2 separate regions of the Mus musculus genome follow, and region 1 is linked to region 2. A link is a loop called in an ENCODE intact Hi-C map of the cell type or tissue named here. Cell type or tissue: heart. All regions are shown on one strand. Links, peaks and the distances in the headings refer to the core of each region. The heading gives the core; the rest is flanking DNA. Region 1 holds the start of Cfap74 (cilia and flagella associated protein 74). Region 2 overlaps Prkcz (protein kinase C, zeta).

What was found. A loop is a pair of places that touch in the nucleus more often than their neighbours do. Peaks named below come from ENCODE experiments on the same cell type or tissue, not always from the same donor. Only the 100,000 strongest peaks of a DNase experiment are listed, where the experiment ranks them.
Region 1: it touches region 2 in a loop (3-fold over the local background); 5 of 42 quality-filtered maps call a loop at or near these places.

What each region holds. Positions count from the first base shown.
Region 1 is chr4:155,406,468-155,410,859 of GRCm38, forward strand. It overlaps Cfap74 (cilia and flagella associated protein 74), which reads left to right and starts at 2,773. Exons shown (of 39, transcript NM_001368738.1): 1 at 2,773-3,103. The region is part of intron 2 of 5830444B04Rik (RIKEN cDNA 5830444B04 gene); the gene reads right to left. In heart, for the core only: a CTCF peak has its summit at 2,454; DNase peaks (open chromatin) are centred at 2,734 and 3,184; H3K4me3 peaks cover 1,419 bases; H3K27ac peaks cover 439 bases.
Region 2 is chr4:155,318,333-155,322,724 of GRCm38, forward strand. All of the region lies in intron 4 of Prkcz (protein kinase C, zeta), which reads right to left. Among named protein-coding and RNA genes, the nearest start is that of Prkcz, 41 kb to the right of the region's middle. In heart, for the core only: a CTCF peak has its summit at 2,400 (motif pointing right); no DNase peak of the experiment used is centred there; H3K27ac peaks cover 217 bases; H3K27me3 peaks cover 698 bases.

The sequences.
Region 1 (4,392 bases), core at 316-4,315, 88 kb after region 2:
TTTTATTTATGTCTTATTTCTATCTGTTTGTGTCTTAGTTAGGGTTTTACTGCCGTGAACAGACACCATGACCAAGGCAAGTCTTATAAAGGATATTTAATTGGGGCTGGCTTACTGGTTCAGAGGTTCAGTCCATCATCATCAAGGTGGGAGCAGGGCAGCATCCAGGCAAGCATGGTGCAGGCATCGATGAAAGTTCTACATCTTCATCTGAGGGCTGCTAGTGAGCTAGAAGCTATGAGTAGGGTCTTAAAGCCCACGCCCAAAAAGACACACTTACTCCAACAAGGCCACACTCCCTGAGCCAGGCACATACAAACCATCACAGTTTGTTTATTTTGTGTTGGTGTGACATTTCCTGATTTATTTGCCTTGATACTTGTAAAACTCCTTGGCTATCACATTGCTTTCCCAGTTTCTCAGGTCAAATAAACACCCTGCTCTTTGTGGTGATGTGTGAATCGCTCCAGTTTGATCTGGTCGGTTGGGGTGTGGGAGTTCAGTACAAGTCAGCAGCCCCGTGGATTTTATTTATTAGTTGTCTAGAGAATATTTCGATGCTTATTGGCCTCATGGCAACCAGGAGAGGAGCTAAAATAAGGCACCAAAGGGAATCTTGTTACCCCTGGGCAGAAACCTCTACTGTGTCTTCGTGAACATTTTGGGGTGCTATCTCTTCCTAGTAAGGCAGGAGTTACCTTGGAATGCTCTGAAGTCATTTCAGAGTCTGGACAGCCGTACACTCAAGGACACAAGGGTGTCAGTGAGTGCCCACCGCACAGGCCCAGGTACTGTCCACAGGTTAGGACTGTGGCCTAGTTTTGGTAAAGCCTGTTCAATAGCCTACTCGGGCTTTGCTTGTCTTTTGCTTTCGCTGTGAGAGATCAGGCTCCTACCAACTACCAAGACAACACCTGATTTCACAGCAGTGTTAGCATCCTACTGACCTCCAACTTTTCATGATCCCTCTGTAGGGTATTAATACAACTGAATTACAGGTGGAGTGGAATTACCACTCCAATTTGTTGCTGGTAAAAGTCTCACAGATGAGCTGCTTCCTTAAGACAAGGAATTCACATGCTGCTTAGGCAGGGCTCCTCGTTGCCAAACAGACAGTGAGTAACCCATTTCCAAATCCCCTGCAGTCATCTCTCTCAGACCATTTCTTGCACCAATGGTGTCAGCCCATGTCCTCTAGTTCAAAGTCGTGGGATAGAACTAGGTACACCAGAAATTTAGTAGGCATCTTGGATTGATTAGCAGAGGAAAAAGAATTGAACTGAGAGGGGCTGGAGAGATCGAAGAAGGAAGAAGATGAAGAAGAAGGAGAAGAAGGAGAAGGAGAAGAAGAAGAAAAGGAGGAGGAAAGAAGGAGGAGGAGGAGGAGGAGGAGGAGGAGGAGGAGGAGAAGAAGAAGAAGAAGAAGAAGAAGAAGAAGAAGAAGAAGAAGAAGAAGAAGAAGAAGAAGAAGAAGAAGAAGAAGAAGAATTGAACTGAGAAATCCTTTGGTTCTTGATTCCCAACTGGCATATTGAGATAAAAGTGGAAGGGAGCCGGGCATGGTAGCATACGCCTTTAATCCCAGCACTTGGGAGGCAGAGGCAGGTGGATTTCTGAGTTCGAGGCCAGCCTGGTCTACAGAGTGAGTTCCAGGACAGCCAGGGCTGCACAGAGAAACCCTGTCTCAAAAAACAAAACAAAACAAAAAAAGTGGAAGGGAGGCAAACCTAATGTATACCTGACAGGCTTGGCCAGCCTAACAGAGGAGTATAGTATACCCCAGAGAAAATTACATGTGTTAGTCAGAGTTTTGTCCCTGTAAACAAATATTTGAGGCAACGTGAAAGAGAAGACCAATTTATTCACTTATTTTACTATAGTGGGGATTATACTTCATACCACAAATATTAGTATTGGATATGGTTACTTCACAACCCTCTCTGCTCAGCCATATACCAGGGTCAACCCAGAGTAGGAGGCCCAGTTCACATTCTCCCTCAGCTAAAGGTTACAAACCAACTGGCTATCTTTCCCAAATTGCTTTACTAGGACATCCGGCTTCCATACACAAAGCTCTAAACTTATAGAACACCTGGGTTCGATCCCCAGCCACACACACACCTATACAGTATTGCAGTGGTATTTCACAGGCAAAGTATCTGAAGGGAGTGCAGAGGTACCCCCCACCAATCTCCACTGACATTTCCACAGGCTCTGTATTATTTTGAGGACTTCTTAACGCTGAAGGTTCTCCATCTCCAAGACAAAACTACAGGAGTTGCCAGTCATCCCTGCGACTCTGAGGAAAGGGAACATGTCCTGTCCACTGTTGAGCCCACCTCCTGCCCGGACTAGTGACCACGCCAACTTAAACGACCAAAAACAATCCAAAGAGTCCTGTGAGTTATCCAGAGGAGTCAGATGTCACCACCTAGAGGGCACAACACAGGCTGCAAAGCCCTGGGAGAGCCAGAATTCAGATCCAAGAGACGCAGGAGATCCTAACTTCTGCGTAAATGGTCTTTTAAGTAAGCAGTTGACCCAAGTTTCAACTGGCTTTAGACAAGTTCTCGAGCACCTGCCCCAGTCTCCAGGAGAATCGTCTGGGCAACAGTCAGCTTTGACTCTGCCCTCCGCGATGCTCGTCCCACTTTACCCCCGCTGTTGCACTACGCCTGCGCACAAGCTCTCCCTCCGCAGCCTCAGCCCCGCCCGCTACCCCAAAGCAGCCTTCCGTTGCCATGGAGCTGCGCGCCCAAACTACGCAGCCTCAGACCCACGGTGGCTGGGGGCAGTCGGGCCGTTAAGAGGCCATGGTCTAGCGGCTTAAGGAACTGATTCTGCGGGGGCCAGTGCTGAGGAACCGTCGCCGAGGATCTGTTTCTGGGAGGCGACCTAGTTACTGGACCACTTTCTAGGGGTCATTTGTGAGGAGCTGTTGCTAAGGGGCAGTCGCCAGGGACCATTCTTGAGAGGTTGTTGCTGCTGAGGGACCACCACCGAGGAGCCGTTCCTGAGGAGGTTTGCCAACAGTGCAGCCCACTCTTGGGGGACCTTTGCTGAAGTCTCATCGCTGAGGGACATCACTGGGCTGCCCAGAGAGGTGGGTACTGGCGACTTCAGCCTTGGGGCTGCACTGAGGATGCGCTGAACAAGGGGTAACTTTTCTGCGTGGACACGTGGCGGTGAGTCACGTGGTTACCACAGCCTATGAAGCGTCAGCATCAATCCTGCTGGTGAAGAGCCAGGCATCAGTCTGAGAGCTGAAAGTAAGAGTCACCTCCCGCTGTTCCAGCCTGGCTTTAAATACAAAACCCTTCATTGCAAGTGGATAGGCCTCCTTAGCTTGATTTTTCCATAAAATGACTCCCTTATCTGGGTAAAAATGCTTAGCAAAATACACCCTGAATGAAGGTGTGCTGTGGGCCAAGTAATGAGTGGACTAGTAAGTAATGTGAGCTAGGTAATGAGTAGACTGCTCAGGTATTCATTGATGAATATTGTCTTCAAACAAATGATGCCTACCTTCTTGTGTACAATTTAAGAACTGATTATCAAACAATTTATCAAAAGCCCACCCAAGCCAATAAATAGAATCTTGTCTTCACCCATAACATAGTACCCTCCTCTCCTGGTTAACTATGAACAAACCCGTGATTCTCACTTCTCCTCGTGTGTAACCGCACACCTTTGCTTATCTTAGATTAGAAATTTATTCCTGAACAGTAGTTTTTGTTAATGGTTTGATTGGTTTTTGAGAAAGGGTTTTTCTGTATGGTCCTGGTTGTCCTGGAACTTGCTCTGCAGACCAGGCTGGCCTCAAACTCAGAGATGTACCTACGTCTGCTTCCCGAGTGCTGGGACTAAAAGGCCTGTGCCACCACACCCAGCTTGAAGCCCTCCCCTTCTTGTCTTTAAAATAAATAAGACGAGCTTCAAGACTGACAGAATACATTTCTGTTGTGTAAAGAATTCAAGTTGGAGCACTTTGTTATGGCAACCCTGGAAAACTCCTGTGACAAGTGAGAGTTTCTGCAGCCCTCTCTAAGGAGAGGGCTGTCCTCTCAGAAGAAAAGATAGAACAGGCAGTACAGTGGCCCCAGGGACACCCAACGTCCCAATCCTCCGAACCAGTAAAAACATAACGTTCCATGGCTAAGAGGAACTGAGGCGGCCCATCAGCTTCCTTTGAGATGGAAGAACTATCTTGGGTCATCTCATTGGAAGAGGGAGGCAGGAGAGATCACCAAAGGCTACGGCAGGTCGGGCTCAGCTAACACTGCAGATTTGAACACGTTAGATGAAGTCAGGTGCCAAGGGGCAAAGGCAGCTTTAGACAGAAAATGAAAAGCCAAGAAAGTAGACACACCCTCTCTGGTTTCCAAGAAGGTC
Region 2 (4,392 bases), core at 245-4,244:
AATTCCTCCTCCTGGAGTCCTGGTCTAGATCTAGAACAAGTGAGCACAACTAGACCAACTCTGGGAAAGGGAGTGGCAAGAGCAAGGGAAGGGAGGGGCCAGAGCAGGGGAAGGGAGGGGCCAGAGCAGGGGAAGGGAGGGGCCAGGGCTGGGGAAGGGAGTGGCCAGGGCTGGGGAAGGGAGTGGCCAGGGCTGGGGAAAGAGGCTCAGAACAGAAACACCGGACAGCTCACTAGCAGGTCAGGACCCACTACAACCTCTTTCTACAGGAAAGCCTAGTGGACCTGACATTTTGGGCCCTGGATCTTGCCGACCCAGGTGAGTCTCTGTAGAAATGGCACAGCACACTGTACAGACAGCCGAGCTAGAACGGAGGGATGAATGACTCATCAGGGGAACTAATGCAAGAACAGGTAAACCAGCAGAGCTGCAGGGGAGGCGTCTGGGAAGGGGAAACAGGCGAATAAGAAGGGTCCTCAATACCCTCCCTCCACGTGGCAGACTTGGCCAATATGCGGTTTTACATTTCTTATATCGTGTGAGAATCACACCAGCGTTTGGAATGGAACACAGAAAATGAATTAAACCTTTTTTGAGATGTCGTCTAAAGTTTAAAAAATGTTCTGAGGGAGGTGGGGAGCTGGAGAGACTCAGGGTTAAGAGCACTGACTGCTCTTCTAGAAGACCTGGGTTCAGTTCTCAGGACCCACATGGGGGCTGACATCTGTCTGACAAACCAGTTCCAGAGGATGACTCCCTCTTCTGGCCTCCTATGGCACCAAATACACACGGTACACAGTCATTCATACATACATACATACATGCATACATACAAACAAAACACCTATACAGAGAAAACAAAACTAGAATATCTCAAAAAATATAAAAGTACAAATAAGTAAAAATATAAATATAAAAGTACTACCATGTCCTGTGATTAAAGTCAATGGGAAACTACAACAGCCTAGTCCAAGCAGGATGACAAAGGACACAGACCCATCAGGAATGAAGGTATGGGTCAATCCTCCAGGAAAAGAGCCAAGACCTGCTGAGGTGCTGGCTGAAGGTGAAGGAAATACAGAATGGGTAGTAGAGGAAGGTAGTTATAAATACCAATTAAGGCCACGTAACCAGTTGCAGAAACGAGGATTATAAAGTAATATGAATGCCCATTGTAAATTTACTAATGCGTTTGCGATTGTACGAGGGATAGTTATATCATGTTAGGCGTATTTACAACCTTGTTATTGTTTCATGTGAACATGAGATATTATTTGTGTCAAGTTGACAAGGGGTGCTGGGGAGGTGGTGTGTTGTTTTGGGGGAGTGGAGACAAGATCTTCCTGGGCCACACAGGGAGACCCTATCTCAAACTAAAAATGAAACAAAAATGTCATTAACAACAAAAAAATCTCAGATGTCACAATCACAATCAGATGCAAGATGTCGAGTGCCACTAGGAGGACCTGAAGGTTGGAAGGATAGTAACTTCAACCCAGAGGTCCCTGCAGGCTCCCAGAAAACCTCTCTACAACATGTAGCTCTCTAATCTCTCTTTACAAAGTGAACTTTTCTCTCATTTCAAAAGTGAAGAAAGTCAGACATAAGGATGTGAAGAACACTCACCAGGTCCAGGCAGGATGGGGAGTCACGTATCGGGAAAGTCTTACTCCCTGGTATGACATTCCAGTGGACAGGATATACGTGGGATCGATCTTCCTCTACCCAGGTGGGCTATGAGCACCCCAGCTGCCTCTGTATTAGTGTCACGAGCGTGGGACACTGATGGGGCACAGAAAGGCAAGAGACGGAGGAGGAGGAGGAGTTCAGTGAAGGAGCTGACCTATTGACCACCATCCTTCTGTTTGGCCAAACTGTAGGACCTGTGGCTCCTTCCTTATATAAGCTTGTGGAGTGGACTGCCTCAGGGTTCCAGCCCCACAGTTTGGGGGTGGGGTGGGGTAAAGAAATCTTACTGGATACTTTAGCAGACACTTGAGCTGGCTGATCTGTGGTCAGACACTGAGCAGCAGTGTTGAGGAATGGTGCTACTTACTGGACCCGACCACAGAGCCACGCCCGGCCCTCTGTTCTGTCCCCCATTCCCCACAAGTCAGGTTTGCCCATTTGCTATTCTCTGAACCAAGAGGCTTCCAAGCTCCAGGGGTAGGGACTAAGTAAGGTTCCTGTATTGCCACATGGGTCTCCGCGTTCTGTTTACTCTTCCGGAGAAGCAGGTGTGTAAACCACTTGCAAGCTCTTGTATTGTTGTTGCTGTGGTTACTGTTCATAGAACCTGACTTCATATATGGCCAAGTAAGAGAAGACATGGTATTTAGATACTAAACCAAGGCAGGGAGGGCCTCAGTACCCCACAGGCCAATAAGGCAGACATGGTGAAGAGCCACCAGGTGGGGCTGCTGAGCAGAAACAGAGACCAAATCCCACTGGCAGCTGGTGACCGCCGGGCATAACAAAGGAAACAGCACACAGAATCTCTGCCTCAGTAGAGCCCTCGGCATCCAGCGCTGTCTCTCCATGTGGCAGATTTTCCAATAGTTTTTGCAAAATAACTTTTACCACAGCAAAATAACACTAAGCCCAGGAAAGGCTGGAGGTGTTGGTGAGCCAGCTGGGCCATAGGCTGCCCTCAGCAAGCGGCTGAAGTCTATGGATACCCCATAGTCACAGGGAGGATGAAAAGGAACCCTTAGCTTGGACAAGCAGGTGCAAAGCAGGTTGTGTTATACCCAGCGGTGGAGGTACACAGCCCTGAGCCCTGCCTTCACACTCACAGGTATCCTTAGCGAGCATCTCTTTTAATGTGAAGGCGAGTTTCAAGATTTTTCTGCTCCTTTGCACGTGATCCCATTTAACTTGGCAAAGGACCTTCAACTTAATTGGAACAGAAAATAGGTCACAATTAGGTTTCAATGGATTAACTCCTTAGGTTTTACAGAGTTAACTCCTGAAAGGCTCTCTCATCCTTCTGTATCTCATGCCTACTTTGTTCCCCCTCATCACTTGCAGCGTCCTCTCCACACAGCACTGAGCTGCCACATCCTCCCTACCCATCATGGCTGCCTTGCCCACTACCCATCATGGCTGCCTGGTCCACTACCTATCACAGCTGCCTTGCCCACTACCCATCACGGCTGCCTTGCCCACTACCCTCATGGCTGCCTTATCCTGTTACTCCTATACCTCTCCTCCTTCATCCATCATGTGTGCTTCATCTCCCTTCAGTCATCAGTAGCTGGTTTGTCCAGCAAGGTCTTCCTAGTTAGCCTAACAGGCTACAACTCTCATGGCCTTCAGTCCTCCTGCCCCTCCTCCTATGGACCCTCAGCCACCCTCCACTGCCATAGTCATCCCATCTAGTGTCTGAGTCTTACCATGGGGGGTCCCTCATTGGTGCTACCCTGCCTAGTGTCTTGGATCCTCCACAGTGGCTAAAGATGCTAACCCTGAGTTGGAATCCTAAATCACCTGTCTATGTGAGAGGGGTCTGCCTTGTGTTTTTACCTGACTTCATCTTAACAAGGGACAGTTCAGGAGACTGTTCTCCCTATTGTCCCCTGGCATCGCCAGCCCAGCCCTTGGGGGACACTGTTAAGCTATGTAGAATGAATGAATGAATGAATGAATGGCAGAAGTCTAAGCAGAAAAACCTCAGAATGTCCCCGAGGATAGCTGTACAAAGCAAAACCAAGCTACGAGGTCACATTTATTTCTTAATTTAATGTCCCAGAAACTCAGGATAAGATATGCCACCGCTCCCTCCGATGTTTGGGGGACGAGGAAGCTTCTAGGCCACACTCCATCTAAGCGACAAAGCAGAAGTGGCAGTGTAACGGCCAGGTCCAGAGCACTGAAACCCCTAGGTCACAGCAGCAAGCATTCTACTACCACCTCGAGGATCAGGCTCCATTTTGCCGGCTGAGTGGAACGATGTGGTAGCACCTGCAGCAGCTTCAGACACTTTCATCGAACTGACCAGAAGTTGTTCTAGGGCCAGGAGTGGAGACCCGATGTTGGAAATTAACACCTGCCATCTCTCAGCTGTGACTTGTATCTGTCCTTGGATGCAGCTTTATTTATCATGTCAAGCCTGAGGCACATCTGGAGTGTGCCCTACTGGGAATGGTGCAAATACCTACCTACCTACTACCCTCCCTAGCCCACCCCACACACATGCAAAGTGTTGGAAAAGGAGATCGGAATTTGCTGCCTGTGTACCTGCACTTACCACAGCCCTGCCCTCTGTCAGTCAGGATGCTGCTGGAGACACAGTGTCAAAACTACTCGCTGTTTGTTCCAACCTCTGTGATGACCTGCATAGTGTAATTCTGCATGCCTATAGCAAGTTAATTTTTCTCCCAGCCCAAATGC